2 separate regions of the Homo sapiens genome follow, and region 2 is linked to region 1. Evidence: read pairs that join two places in POLR2A ChIA-PET (ENCODE). Cell type or tissue: PC-9. All regions are shown on one strand. Each heading gives the region's core, and the rest is flanking DNA. Links, peaks and the distances in the headings are about the cores only.

What was found. Peaks named below come from ENCODE experiments on the same cell type or tissue, not always from the same donor. Only the 100,000 strongest peaks of a DNase experiment are listed, where the experiment ranks them.
Region 2: POLR2A ChIA-PET joins it to region 1 with 5 read pairs; 3 of 35 experiments call an interaction of 5 or more read pairs at or near these places.

The regions. Positions count from the first base shown.
Region 1 is chr3:127,878,466-127,889,225 of GRCh38, forward strand. All of the region lies in intron 3 of LOC107986129 (a long non-coding RNA gene), which reads right to left. Among named protein-coding and RNA genes, the nearest start is that of KBTBD12, 31 kb to the right of the region's middle. In PC-9, for the core only: no CTCF peak of the experiment used is centred there; no DNase peak of the experiment used is centred there.
Region 2 is chr3:127,800,751-127,805,750 of GRCh38, forward strand. All of the region lies in intron 2 of MGLL (monoglyceride lipase), which reads right to left. Among named protein-coding and RNA genes, the nearest start is that of MGLL, 19 kb to the right of the region's middle. In PC-9, for the core only: no CTCF peak of the experiment used is centred there; a DNase peak (open chromatin) is centred at 3,041; H3K27ac peaks cover 3,238 bases.

The sequences.
Region 1 (10,760 bases), core at 2,277-7,276:
TGTTTGATTTTAAACTTTTGACATTTATCCAAAATTATTTATGGTCCACAATATGATCTATTCTGGTGATGTTTCATATCCATTTGAAAAGAATACATATTCTTCAGTTGTTGGGTATAATGTTCTCAAATTTTGACCAATTAGTTCAAATTGGTTTATAGTGTGGTTCAAATCTTATATATCTTTATCCATTTTTTGTCTGCTTATTATTCTATCAGTTATTGAAAGAGAAATGGCATAATGTGAATTTGACTTTTTTAAAATCTTAGTTCTATAAATTACTGAGGCATACAGGGTGAATACACTTTAGGACAGTTAACACTTCCTGAAGAATTAACCCTTTATCATTATTCTTTATCATAAGGATGAAAAGCACACCCTTCTCCCTGGAAATATTAATGTAGGTCATCAGCTATATCAGTATAGCAATGATATTAATATAGCTGCATCTGCTTTCTTATACTGTTTCTTTTTCCATTATTTTACTTTTAACCTTTCTGTATCCTTATATTTAAAGATAGTCTCTTGTAAACATTATAGGGTCAAGTTTTCTTTTTTCTGTCCAAACAAACTCTCTTGTTTCATTGGTGTGTTTATTCCATTTACGTTTTGAACTACTCATATGGTTGGGTGTAAGTCTGCCATCTTTCTGTTTTGTTTCCACTTGTCCCTTCTCATCCATTGTTTCTCCTTTCCAGACTTCTGAATTAATCAAGCATTTTTATTATTCCTTTTTATCTTTTGCATTCAATTAGTAATAACTCTTTATTTTATACCTAGTTGTTGCTCTAGGGATTATAATATGCCTCCTTAACTTATCATACTCTACCTTAAGTTGATATACAACTTCATGTACAATGCTAGAAACTTACAACAGTTTAATTTCTTTTAACCACTCACTCCCCTTTAGGTTACGTATTATATATTTTACCTCTACATATTATATAAATCCACCCATACTCTGTTATTAGTTATTTCAAGTGGTCAGTAGGCTCTAAAATGTATTTTTTGAACTGTTCTTTTCTATTTATCTAACCATTTCTGCTTCTAGTGGCCTTCATTCCTTCTTGAAGATATGGGCTTCCAACTGGGATCTTTTATCCTCACCCTTGTCTTAGTTCGGGTTGCTATAACAGAATACGATAGTCTGGGGGGCTTAAACAATAGAAATCTATTTTCTCACGGTTCTGGAGGTTGGAGTTAGGTCAGGGTGCCAGCCACACTGAGTCCTTGGTGAGGGCTCTCTTCCAGGTTATGTCCTCCCTCACACAGCCTTCCCTTGTGCATTTACACACAGAGATCTCATGTCTCTTCCTCTTTTTATAAGGGCATTAATTCCACCAGGAGGTCCCCAACCTCATGACCTAACTTAATTCTAATCACCTCCCAAAGGCTCCACCTCTGAATATGATCCAATTGGGGATTAGGGTTCAACATATGAATTTGGGAGACACAAACATTCAATGCATAGTGACCCTGAAGAACCTCCTTTAATATTTCCCAGGCTGGAGTGCAATGGCACAATCTCAGCTCACTGCAACCTCTGCCTTCCAGATTCAAGCAATTCTGCCTCAGCCTCCTGAGTAGCTGGGATTACAGGCATGTGCTACCACACCCAGCGAATTTTTGTATTTTTAGTAGAGACAGGGTTTCACTATGTTGGCCAGGCTGGTCTCGAACCCCTGACCTCAGGTGATACACCAGCCTCGGCTTCCCAAAGTGCTGGGATTACAGGCGTGAGCCACTGCACCCAGCTGAAATTCTTTTTCCTTTCCATGCTTTACTTAGGTAATTTCTACAATCTGTTTTGTGTTTACTTATTCTTTCATTTATTGTGTCTGGTCTGCTGTTAAGCCCTTCTGATGAGCTCATCATTTCAGATATTTTTCTGTTCCATAATTTCTAATTGGTTCTTTTTTAGAGTTTCAATTTCTCTGCTAAAATTTTCCATCATTTCATCAACTTTTTCCAGTAAGTTATTTAGCACAGCAGTCCCCAACCTTTTTGGCACAATTTTTCCACTGATGAGGGTGGGGGTGGGGATGGTTTCGGGATGTTTCAAGCACATTACATTTATTGTGCACTTTTTTTTATTATTATTACATTGTAATATACAATGAAATAATTATACAACTCACCATAACAAAGAATCAGTGGGAGCCCTGAGCTTGTTTTCCTGCAACTAGATAGTCCCATCTGGGGGTGATGGGAGAAGAGATACCTGAAGTGTGTTGCTTATGTCCAGTCTGTTCTCATTTTGTCCAGTATCTCGTTTTGGTTGCTGTCACTGCAGAAAACCCTGCTTCACAAACAGAGGATGCTGGAAATGGAAGCAGGTTTTTCAGTGCTTTTGTGGCAATCTCAGGATACTCCGCCTTGACTTTAATCCAGAACATATGGGGATTTGAAGTTGTCTCAAACATACTTTTAAGGCCACCAGATGCAGCTGTACAACTGAAGTATATTGACTCACTTGCCAGCCACCAATTGCAGCTTAATTGTCACTTGCCACTCACTGGTAGGGTTTTGATATTAGCCTGCAAGCAGTGGATTTATTGTGGTCTTATGGTCTCTGTGCAGTGAAAACTGTCTGCTAATGTTAACCTGTATTTGCAGCCACTCCCTAGCACTAACATCACTGCCTGAGCTCCCCTCAGATCATCAGGCTTTAGATTATCATAAGGAAAGTGCAACCTAGGTCCCTCCCATGTGCAGTTCACAATAGGATTCATGCTCCTATGAGAATCTAATGCCACCACTGATCTGACAGGAGGTGGAACTCAGGCAGTAATGTGAATGAGGGGGAGTGGATGTAAATACAGATCTCGCTTGCCCGCCACTCACTTCCTGCTGTGTGGCGTCGTTCCTAACAGGCCATGGACTAGTACCGGTTTGTGGCACAAGGGTTGGGGACCTCTGCTTTAACATATTTATAACAATTATTTAAAGACTATTCTCTGCTAATTCCAACATCTAGTTCACCTTTGAGTCTGTCTCTTTTGATCATTTTTCCTCCTTTTGATAAACCATCACATTTTTTTCCTTCTTCACACATAGAACTGATTTTTCAGCATATGCCAGACATTGTGTGACTCCTAGAAACTCTGAATTTTGTTACCTTTCTCTAAAGCGGGCTGAGTTTTGTTCAGGGAGTCTGGTGGATCCCTTCAATTTTGCTGAGGCTGGGCTTTTCGACATGTCTATTTCAATGTTTCCCTTAGTCATCAGGCACAGCCCTTACTTCTATAGCATGGTTCTTACTCTTAATGAAATGACCTTTCTGGGGTTTTAATTAAATGCCAGAGATGCCCACCAAGGTCTATGGCTTGACTGGCTGAAATTCTTCAATGATGAGTTATCATTGAAATCTCTGATCAACTCTCTGTTCCTAGGAGCTGTTCTCTATTAGGCATCATAGTGTCTTGCCCCGGACATGTTCAGTTTAAGATTTAGCCAAGGACCTTAAGGGAGGCCTTATACAAAGTTAAGGAATTGTCTCTCATCTGGTACCCTGACACACAAATTGCCACTGTCACAGAAGCCACAAGCAATGTTTCCAGATTCCCTGCCCAGCTTCCCTTCCCTGCTGCTCTCTTTGCTTGACTAAATTATCCCCCACTGTGGTTTAGAAACCAACTTCAAGCAGAAAGCCAGGATAAATATCAAGTACCTCCCTTGGCTCAAGGCAGCTCAAGGCTTTAAGCCACTGTCCAAGGCCTGAAAACCATTGTTTCACATGTTTTGTGCATTTGTTATAGTCTTCATGATAGAATGGTAAGTCTAATGCTACTCCATCACAACCGGACTGGAAGTCTTTGAGTAAGTTACTATCTGCACAAACAAGAGGATGATTCAAAATTACCTAATGCAGGCTGGGTGCGGTGGCTCACGCCTGTAATCCCAGCACTTTGGGAGGCCGAGGCGGGTGGATCATGAGGTCAGGAGATCGAGACCATCCTGGCTAACAAGGTGAAACCCCGTCTCTACTAAAAATACAAAAAATTAGCCGGGCGCGGTGGCGGACGCCTGTAGTCCCAGCTACTGGGGAGGCTGAGGCAGGAGAATGGCGTGAACCCGGGAAGCGGAGCTTGCAGTGAGCCGAGATTGCACCACTGCAGTCCGCAGTCCGGCCTGGGCGACAGAGCGAGACTCCGTCTCAAAAAAAAAAAAAAAAAAAAAAAAAAAAAAATTACCTAATGCAATGGAACATTAAAAACTCAATTACTGCCTGTCTCCCTCTGAGCCTACCCTGTAGCTGAGTTGATCCCCACCACAGGCCTCTGTTTCCTCCTCTTTCCCATCAGCCATGGTCTTACAGCCTGTCACATTCAAGTTGACATTCTATTCATTTACCGTGTTCTTATTCTGAACCCTTCCTTAGACACAGGAGTTACAAAATTGCCATTATTGGAAGGAAAGCACAATTCAAGAAAAAAGCTCAAAGGATCTCAAAAATACAGATTATATAATAAAAAAGGACAATGGCTTTTAAATATACTAATATATTCTATTACAGACCAAATACATGAGAAATTAGAAACCCCTGAATAGCTGTTGGCTTGTATTGCATTTTAAAAAGACAGAAGATCTTGAGAATATGCCCTAATGGAGGAATAGCAATGACAACTCAAAACAGACAGCTTTTTTACATATATTAGTCTCTTGCATTTGAAATGGTAATGAATGATATCTGCCCCACACCTCTCCCCCACAATCCAGCTAAGGTTAAAAATAAAAATAAGAAGGCATGCTCCAGGTGGGCAGTCAGGAGGATCCCAGGAATATTCTGGGCACTTGCTATAGCTGCCAAGAATAGGATTCAAGGTTTATCCCAAATAATCTATGAAATGGAAAGAAACACGAAGACAATTAATATTAACAATCCATTATGGCAAAACTGGGCACTCTCCAGATGCTTTAATATATATATATATATATATATATATATACATACACACACACATACACATATATACACATATACACATATATGTACATTATATATATATATATTTTTTTTGAGACAGAGTCTCACTCTGTTGTCCAGGCTGGAGTGCAGTGGTGGAGGTTCACTGCAACCTCCACCTCCCGGGTTCAAGCGATTCTCCTGCCTCAGTCCCCTGAGTAGCTGGGATCACAGGCGCATGCCACCACACCTGGCTAATTTTTGTATTTTTAGTAGAGGTGGGGTTTCACCATGTTGACCTGGCTGGTCTCAAACTCCTGACCTCAAATGATCCACCCACGTCAGCCTTCCAAAATGCTGAGATTTCAGGCGTGAGCCACTGTGCCCAGCCACTTTAAAATATTTTTGACTACCTGTATATAACCCAAGTCTTTAAGAGTTCATCTTAACAGACTTCCATTTGTAGAACATGCTTAGATTCTACCCTGAGTCCCTTTATTGATTCGAGGTCTTATCAAGTCACAATGTTTACTAGTTTTGAAAATGTGTTTAACATGGAAAACACTGCTGCGTCTCGCCACAGCATTTTATCTTCACATCTGGCTTGGGGACCATCAGCTTACCAAGTCCACTCACGCCCGCTAATGTTTCCAAAAGCTTTATTTTGGAAATTTGGTGCACTTTGGCTTTGAAACATGTGTATAGATGATTTTTAACATAAGAAGCCCTGCATTCATTGTTATTTTTAAATAAATGTATGCAACTGTTAAATTTTGTGTTTCTTGGGTTTTGTTTTCCACAGCTGACTGGGCATATTCCCAGTGAGAAAATAAGGTCAGCAAAACAGCTGCAATAGTGGAAAAGGGACCAGTGGCCATGAGAGAGAACCAATGAAAGAGCATCTGCTAATGTATTAATGTGATGTCATGGAAGAACTAACCATCTTAAAGATTATAAAATGCAAGGGTATGAGGCTTCCAGAAGATACCTCTTAAAGGCCCAGCAAATTATAAATATGTTGACAACACTTCATAGATAGATTAACACATATAAAATGTATCATATGAAAGATAACATTTATCCTAAATTAGGCGTGGTTCTAAGTCTAACGAATATTCAGATGGCAGAGCTAGAAGAAACTGAACATTTTTCTTCCTGGAAAGCAGTAAACTTTGTTCTAATCTCAGTCATCCTTCTACCTAGCTGTGCAACGCTATTTAGACAACCAGGGCCTCGGTTTCTTTATTTGAAACCAAATTCCTCAGAATTTTATTATTTTATCCTCCTTCCCCTCCCCAATAGAATGTAATTCTCTGAAAACTTAATGTATCTGCTTCAGATACTTCTGTTCTTTTAGCTAAGTGCCAAGGATTGCAATGGAAGAATGGTAAGAAATATTTTTTCCATGGTAAGGGTGATGTTTAGAGCACAGAAAACAGCAAATGCATTACTCGGCATCCTGACTATACTCTTATTGTGAAGCCTAACCTTTTAAATTGTTTTAAACCGGATGCTCTGAGGCTAGTAACTTGATGAATTAACTCATAAATGACTGCATTTCAATTTGGATGTCCCTATATGGACCCTGGCACAGGCTAGCGTTGCCATGGCTGTTCTCTAAATGAACATATAGATTTTACTTATTTATTTATTTATTGAGACAGGGTCTCACTCTGTTGCTCAGACTGGAGTGCAGTGGTATGATCTCAGCTCACTGCAGCCTCGAACTCCGGGTGCAAGCAATCCTCTCACCTCAGTCTCCCAAGTAACTGGGACTACAGGTGTGCGCCACCACGCCTGGCTAATTTTGTTGTATCTTTTGTAGAGATGGGGTTTCACCATGTTGCCCAGGCTGGTTTTGGACTCCTGAACTCAAGCGATCCTCCTACCTCGAGCCTCCCAAAGTGCTGTGATTACAGTCATGAGCCACCATGCCCAGCCCATATAGATTTATGTTAAATAATTAATTAGCATATTTCTTAAAAGGCTGAAATCATCAAAACAATTTGCTAAAATTTATAGACTTACAATTCTTTTCACTTAAACAATTTATCATATGTCCCTAAGGCTCTTTCATCTTTACACACCTCTAAACACACAGCATGCACAGATTCATCAGATACACAGTCACACACTTGCATGATCTATTGTTTCTCATACTTTTCCCTTAGAACTATATGATCTTTATTTATAATGCCTACAAAATAGTGAAATTGATAGAACAATTTTGTCAACTTTATCTGTGTCAGACTGAAACATGTAAATTAAGGTCTATTATTGGTGTGTTTTCGTTCATTTCTTCTTACATTTCTTTCTTTTGTTTTTCTTGAGATGGAATTTCGTTCTGTCACCCAGGCTGGAGTGCAATGGCCTGATCTTGGCTCACTGTAACCTCAACCTCCCAGGTTCAAGTGATTCTCCTGCCTCAGCCTCCCGAGTAGCTGGGACTACAGTCGTGCACCACCACGCCCGGCTAATTTTTGTATTTTTAGTAGAGACGGGGTTTTGCCATGTTGGCCAGGCTGGTCTCAAACTCCATTGTTATTTAGGCAATAACACTGTTTTTGCTTAATGGTGATCTTTTCATTCTTCAGTGTTCTTAAATTTGGACAATATGATTTGTCAGCATTACAGACAAGGTAGTACACAAGCTGTTCTGCTCTCTACCTGATTCAGACATTGCCACGGCACATATAACACTGGCATCCTGTATCATTTAGCTTTCTCTGTTTAACAAAACACCCCTAAATTTAGTGGCTTAAAACAACGAAGTCATTATCTCCCATGGTTCTGTGGGTTGGCTGAGTGGCTCTTCACATCATTAGTTCGGGAGACGGCAGTGTGGCTGGTCTTGAGGGGCCTGACTGCCAGGTCTGGCTTGCTGTCAGCTGAGGCCACAGCCATATGTCTGTAATCAAGCAGCAGGCCAGCCTGGGCTTGTTCACATGGGCACAGGGGGGCTCGCAGCAGCACGGAGGGGCGAGCCCCAACACACAAGCGCTGCTCAAGTCTCCACCTGCATTCGTCTACTGTTGTTCCAGTGACCAGACAAGGGCCAAGTCCAGAGTCATGTGGGCACAAGGCCATTTCACAAAGAGTCTGCCCCACTCTATGCCATTCATCTGTTCCCTTTCTTTGTTTTTGCCTTAGGTCTGTTGTCAAATGTATTCAGCATCCAATCCTTTTCTGAGGTTTCCCCTGTCATCTTCCGGCTGGTTGGAGTTCATCCTCATGATAACAGGGACTGGGTGGAAATGCCGTCTTCTAATTTGCATAAAAGCACTGCACGTGCTAGCTGCAGGCCTGACCTTCAGCTATACTGTAGACAGCCTTGAAAGTGCCTTTGCAGAATTGTAAGTAATGAAATAAATCTAACATGATGGGCTCCATCTTGATTCTAACCTCACAGGTTAAATTGTTTTTTGCTTATTCTAGCGCAGAGGCCAAAATAACCATAAGAGGAATTTAGTTAAAGTTTGAGGCAAGGAAAACTGACCCCCTCCTTTTTCAGAGACCAAAGCTGCATTAATAAGATAAGATTAGAATTATGGCAGGGGCTTGAGCTTTGCTAAAGAATAGGCATAAACAATGACCTGCCATTGCTTAGTGTGTTTTCTACAAGTTGCTTATTGCCCCAGAGTCATGTAACCAGGGGTTACATGATTTAAAAGCTTCCCAAGTACTCCTACACCATTGTGAAAACTAAATAACTAGTCTTTGAGATATTTTTTTAGATTTAGCATTTCAACAGACAAACAGATGCCACCTGGTCCTAAGACCCACTCCCCAACTCCCAGGAACTGACTCAGCTACTAAAAGGCAGTTTTAGACACACCTGTTATTTTGTTCCCACCCATACAATTATTCCAGTTCCCAAGCCCCATCTGCCAAAGTACCATTAAAAAACTCTAGCCTCCGAATTCTCCGGGGGACAGGCTTAAGAAGTTTCTCCTGTTCTCCATGCTTGGCTGGCCCTGCAATTAGTAAACTCTTTCTTTGCTGCAACACCTGCTGTTCTCATTTTTTGGGGGACAGTGGGCAACACGCAAGAAGAACCCATTAGCTTGTGACAGCCTGAGTCTACAAAGAAGGAGGATGTGGCTGGAATGCAAAGTCTGGGGAATCAGCCTGCTCACCTGACCACGCTTCCATCCCTGGTGTACTAGTCAACGTTCTTCAGGAAGCGGGGGTTGCAGTGAGTCAAGATCATGCCACTGCACTCCAGGCTGGGTGACAGAGTGAGACTGTCTAAAAACAAAAAGGTTCTCCAGGGAAACAGAACCAACAGGAGATATAGATTTATAGACAGATAAAGAGAGGGAGAGACTAAGACAGAGAAAAATAGGAAGATGCAGCTCTCTAGGAAAATTATTAGGGGAATGGTCTCATATGATTATGGAGGCCGAGAAGCCCTCCCATCACCTGCTGTCTGCAGCTAGAGAACCAGGAAAGCTGGTGGTAAAATTCAGTCCCAGCCCCGAAGTCCTGAGAACCAGGAGGGCAGATGGTAGAACTCCCGGTCAAGTCCACAGGCCTGAGAACCAGGTGCTGTGATGTCCAAGGCAGGAGAAGATGGATGTCCCAGCTCAAGAAGAGAGTGAATCCCCCCTTCCTCTGCCTTTTTGTCCTATCACGCCTTCAATGGGTTAGGTGATGTCCAATCTGGGGAGGGTAGACATTTTTTACTCAGTCCACCATTTCAAATGCTAACCTCTTCCAGAAACACTCTTACATGCACACCCAGGAGTCATGTTTTACCAACCATCTGGGCATTCCTTAGCCCAGTCGAGTTGACACACAAATGAACAATCACATCTGGGCTGCTATTTTTTATTCCAAGTCATCAGCCAGCCCTCAGTTCTTACTGGATCCAGAAAGAACTTCCTCATATCCAAGAGCCAATGCTGAGTTCTCAGACACTCTGGGTGGAATTTACAACCCTGAAGGGATGACGGCATCATGGTTCCATGGTTCCTGGAAGGGGCATATCACACAGTTTGGCAGACTGGATTACTGGCTCCCAGGCTGTGGGAGTAGACATCCATAGGCTTTGCCATGTAACTTTCACCCATAGGGGCGAGGTATACTTCCCCATCCTTGCTGTGCTTTGGCCAATGAGATGTCAGCAGAGGAGACGCAACAGAGGCTTGAAAGTACTTGCATGGCTGAGCTTACCATCTTTGCCTCTGCCATTCCCATGAGAGCATTCCTGGCTAGGTCCAAGGAGGATAAGAGACACGAGGAGCGGAGACACCCCAGCTGACCCACGGACCTGCAGTGAAAAGAAAAGCCACCCCACCAAGCCTAGATCAGATTAATTCAGCCAAGCTGCAACATCCAATGAGAACTGTTTAAAGCAATTGAGTGCTGAGGTGGTCTGTTACACAGCTGTACTGTTGCCACTGTGAACTGCTACTTGTCAGAATTTAGTGGGTGAGTGTCGGCGTCCCTGGCAAAACCCTCAAGGGCCCCAGATGAAAAGATGACCTACTTTCTGGCTTGAGCCACTGCCCCTCCCAGGCTCAGACTGGAAATTCTCCTCCCACAGCCACCCAGCGCTGATCACACAGTCCTGCCGACAGTGTGGCGGGGAGCCACATGAATGACAGGGCTTCTTTTACCCTCCAGGTTCTCTTTTCCCTTACCACTCCTAGAATCAAAAATGTCTCCAGCTTCTTCCCACTTAGCACAGAGCTGTTTACTCAGGAGTCCCTTAATACCTATTACTTGAATAGATTAATCAGTGAATGCATTAGAAGGTCATTTGCTAAGAGTGACAACGAGCCCATGGGAGTTGAAAGGTCCACCACTTAGAGTATCTAATGTATTGAAATACACCAATGACATTACGAAC
Region 2 (5,000 bases), core at 1-5,000, 80 kb before region 1:
TGTGGTAGTAAGAACTACCCACTGGTTGGCCTGGGAACTTACTGGTAACAGTCAGAGCATGTGCTTCACCCCCTGAGGTGTCTAAGCATTGTAGCCAACAAGAAATCCCTTCAACTGCCTTTCCCTCCTCTAAACTCAGCTCAGAGTCCCGTAGAGCTCACCGGGTACCAGGCCAGCTTCAGAAGAAGCTGCTGATAAATTTAGAAGTCAGAGAGAGTACGTATAGTCAGAGAGAGAAGAGCAATGCTACTAATTAAAAAGGGGTAATGAGCCAGGTGCGGTGGCTCACGCCTGTAATCCCAGCACTTTGGGAGGCCAAGGCAGGTGGATTGCCTAAGGTCAGGAGTTCTAGACCAGCCTGACTAACATGGTGAAACCCCATCTCTAGTAAAAATACAAAAACTAGCCAGGCCTGATGGCAAGCGCCTGTAATCCCAGATACTCAGGAGGCTGAGGCAGGAGAATCGCTTGAACCCAGGAAGTGGAGGTTGCAGTGAGCCGAGATAGCGCCATTGCACTCCAGCCTGGGCAACAAGAGTGAAACTCCATCTCAAAAAAAAAAAAAAAAAAGGAGTGGGGGTAACGGCCAGGCGCGGCGGCTCACGCCTGTAATCTCAGCACTTTGTGAGGCTGAGGCTGGTGGATCACCTGAGATCAGGATTTCAAGACCAGCCTGACCAACATGGTGAAACCCCATCCCTACTAAAAATACAAAATTAGCCAGGCCTGGTGGTGCATGCCTGTAATCTCAGCTACTTGGGAGGCTGAGGCAGGAGAATCACTTGAACCCGGGAGGCGGAGGTTGCAGTGAGCCGAGATCGCACCATTGCACTCCAGCCTGGGCAACAAGAACAAAACTCCGTCTCAAAAATAAAATACAATAAAACAAAATTAAAAGGGGTGACATTTCCAAGAAAAGTTCAGATGCATGCAAGGTTCTGGAGTAGTCCCTAAAGTATTTATTTCCTTTAAAAAAGAAAGAAAAAATATATATGTATATGTTATGTATTTTAAAATATGTATTTATAATAATATAATAAATATATCATATATTTTATAATATAAAATATTTATATATATAATTTTTTTTCTAGAAAGGATGAAGCCCTATGAAAGTAGCTGGAAGGCTGCTGTGGCCACAGCTGTAACCCAACAGGAAGAACCCATGCTTGTCACCAGACAGAGGCCCACACAGCTCACAGCCCTCTATTTCTTATTTAACAGAGATTCCTTGAGAGCTCTGTCTGGCCAGGCACTGGGTTAGGCTCTGGGGACACATCTCAGACCAAGTCCCTACCCTTATGGAACTTCCAGTCTAGTGTGGACCCAGAATAATTAGCAGATGAGCATATGCCAGGCCGGGTTGGGCACCCTGAGCCAAGCATGTCAGGGTCAGGAGACAGGGGACATCCGCTCCATACCACACAGCACAGGCCTGCTTCCTATAGGACTGGAGATGCTAGAGTTGCGGAGTGTAAGAGATACTAGGTTCAAGAGTTTGGTCTTGAACTTCACTTACTTAGGTGCATACCTGTTTGCTGCTCATAAAATGCAAACAGGACCAAAGTGTGGAGGCCCACCGAGGCGGTCAGCAGCCTGACAGCCCTGGTGCCCAGGTGCAATAACAAGCAAAACCGACATCCTGCATTCCCTAATTAAGCCTGATTAGCCTCTCCCACACTTTCCCATCCTCCTGTAATCTCCTACAGGTGCAGAAAATATGTCAGTGCCAGTGGGGTGAGATGGATAATCACCCCCCTTGTACTAGGCTGGAAACTTAGATGGCTATTATTACTCCTCCAACACAAGATATCTACTGCCTCAAAATTATTTCATATGCTTTGGGGATGCAAGCTCCAGGAGTGATTTATTTTTAATCGAAAAGCAGTTCTGCATTATAGGAGGCCAAGAGATTAAGAACCTTTATTAACATGTGCGATCTCTTCAGATGCCTCTTCTAGGCCAGCCGGGGCCCTGGCCGGTTTTGAAAAGGTTCTTATGCCAAAGGGCTCCTCTGAGGCGACATTTAGATCAATATTTGGAACTGCCCTTCTGGGAAATCACTGATGGTCTGTGGAAGGCACATGGTGTGACTTTTAGAGCAGTCCATTAATGAAGAGCTCCACAGCTGTCCCAAGATTCTGGAAAAGGACCAGATGCTGGTATGACTGACCTCGCTTCTGTGCAAGAGCTTGGAGCACTGTCTTTCAAGCCTGAGTCTCTCTCTCTCTCTCTCTTTTTTTTTTTTAGACAGAGTCTTGCTCTGTCACCCAGGCTGGGGTGCAGTGGCACAATTTTGGCTCACTGCAACCTCCGCCTCCTGGGTTCAAGTGATTCTCCTGCCTCAGCCTCCTGAGTAGCTGGGATTACAGGTGCGTCCCCTCACACCCAGTTTATTTTTGTATTTTTAGTAGAGATGGGGTTTTGCCATGTTGGCCAGGCTGGTCTCGAACTCCTGGCCTCAAATGATCCACCTGCCTCAGCCTGCCAAAGTGCTGAGATTACAGGCGTGAGCCACCACACCTGGCACAAGCCTGAGTCTCTTTATTGCTGCACGGGGAGGGCCTTTGTTTGCTCTTGTTCTGGCAGTGGGCACCCACCTCCAGGCCGCCTGAAGGAACAAGCAGTGGGGTGGGGGTGAAGATATTCTGGCCCCACCTGCTTCTTCTAATTCTCCTTGGTGCCAACCAGCCTCACAGCAAACCATGGCCGATGCTGGTGCACTCACACCATATGGGATGCTTTTACTGTACAGGCATGTTCCATAGGAGGGGAACAGTACACTCATTTATGGGATGACTTTGAATGAAGATGTGCATATATGTCAGGGCAAAAAACAAAAAAGAAGAGAGCTAGACTCTAAATCACACAGAGGGTTGTTAAAAACCCTGCACATTTACTAGCTGGTGTGATGAGCCCTGAGTGTGCAGAGCATGAGTCTCTCAGCCTGTAGGACTCCCACAGCTGGTTGTGCCTGGGATGAGTTAGGGAAGTTTGATGTCACAGCATGAAATGCCATCACCGTGTACCAGGAAAACATTACTCATTCCCTCGTTCATCCCATTCCAATCCTCTGAGTACTTAAGAGAGAGACTCACTCAGGTGCTGACCCATTTTAAGCACCTCTCAGGCACTAGCTCACCACCACTTTCAGGACGGGGTGGCTCAGGGCTCTTGAGTGTACCCCAGTGCAGAGCTGCAATACACTGTCGCCTTGTTTTCTCCTTGTGGTCACCTATTTACAGCCCCTGACACTGGTTTCTACTTCTTGTGTTACAATAAAATTTCCTCTTAAAATAGATTTAAAGTAAAAAAGAAAGTTGATTTTAAAAAAACTATGAAGAAATAATATGAAATTTAAATAGCCGCTATGAAAATCACAAAGGTGGCGTGTAAACAATCAAGGTTTGGGAAAAGCTGATCTGGAGCCATTTAGCAGGAATTACCACCCGGAATGCAAGATGGCTAGTTAGGAGGTAACATCAATGGGAGGAGGATGGGGCCGCAGAGCCAGAAAGCAGTGTCGCCCAGGAGGCCGGCAGTGAGCAGAGGGTTGCAGGGCCACGGGGCGGACCAGACCCGGCTCAAATGTCACGTCTGCTTAAAGCCATCCTGGCCACATGGCAGAGACCACTGATCGCTTCTGCTCACTTGTCCCCCATCCCACAGTGACTCCCTGAGTAGGACTCCCCACTCCTGCCATGGCCACCTACAGGGGAATGAGTGAGCCTAAGTCCCCTGGGCCTCAGTTTCCCCATGGTAGAGCCCACAGGTCAAACTATAATAGATCATCTTTAGGGTGCTTTCCAACTCCTCAGAGTCTGTGCACATCAACGTTAATTGTCCTGGAGTGGTCAGTAGTCACATCTTTCTACTTCAGTTTCTTAAGGTTCTATAATGAACATGTTTCCCCAAAACACAGAGCCAGTTTTATTGACAATAACCAAATAAAATAACCTAAGATGAGCAAGTAGAAGAAGAGCCTGTTCTATGAAGAAGAAATGGTAATAGTTGGGCCAGGCCTGCCACCCCAGAGAGGCACTAGGAGGAAGTGGGCCAGGGTCCACTGGGGGTCTGCAGGCACCTCGACCCCTGGAGAGGTCTCCCACCCACACCTGAAGGACAAAGGACAAGGCCACCAGCACAGGCTCTGCTGGGAACAATGCAGTGGGAGAAGCCTTTCCTCACAGAGTCCATGGGGGTCTTGGAGAGACGGCCATTCTATGGGAACACAGGGACAGTATGGAGCTCTTTTTAAAGGCTCTGCAAGAGAGAATGTTTAAAAACGGCAGCTGCCGTGTGATTGTGGACCTGGATAAAATAGGAAGCAAGAGGCAGAGATAACAGGGAGCTGTTTTAGTCAGAGAAGTGGTTTCCTGATCTTCTATAAGAATGTGCTGGGCTCCATCTTATGTAACATTCATTTTCTTTCCTGGAAGGAGAACAGCTTGAACTTTCCAAGGCTGCAGATGGCTCCAAGTTCCTCTGGGTGGTGAAATGCCAAACGGATGGCGATAAATGATCAGGAATTTATTGAGAATGCGGGAGAGGTGAGACGAGCATTGAGTGATGAATTTAAGGAAAATGGTCACAATTTCATAGGCACAATGAGGCCTCTGCACTCCATTATGACCTGAAGGGGCATCTGCAGCCAGGCCAGCATCATCAGTGGGAGCGGGAGCTGAACACCTATGGAGGGTGAATGGGGCATGGACCACAGGCTCATACCGCAGACCTGGCATTCCTAACTGTGGGACCTCATCAGAGCCACTGAGCCTTTGTGGGCCTCAGTCTTCTCACCTGTAAAATGGGCTTATCATGCCCACCCCCCACTAGGGTTGTTGTGAGGGTTACGTAGCATCTGTACACACAGCTGAGTTACAGGCATGGTTCTGCAATATTTTACGAGGCATAGCTAGGTGCTGGAATTTCAATGGTGCTTTTAAAGCAAACAGACTTGGGTTCAAATCCTGGCCCTGCCACTTAATAGCATGTAGCTG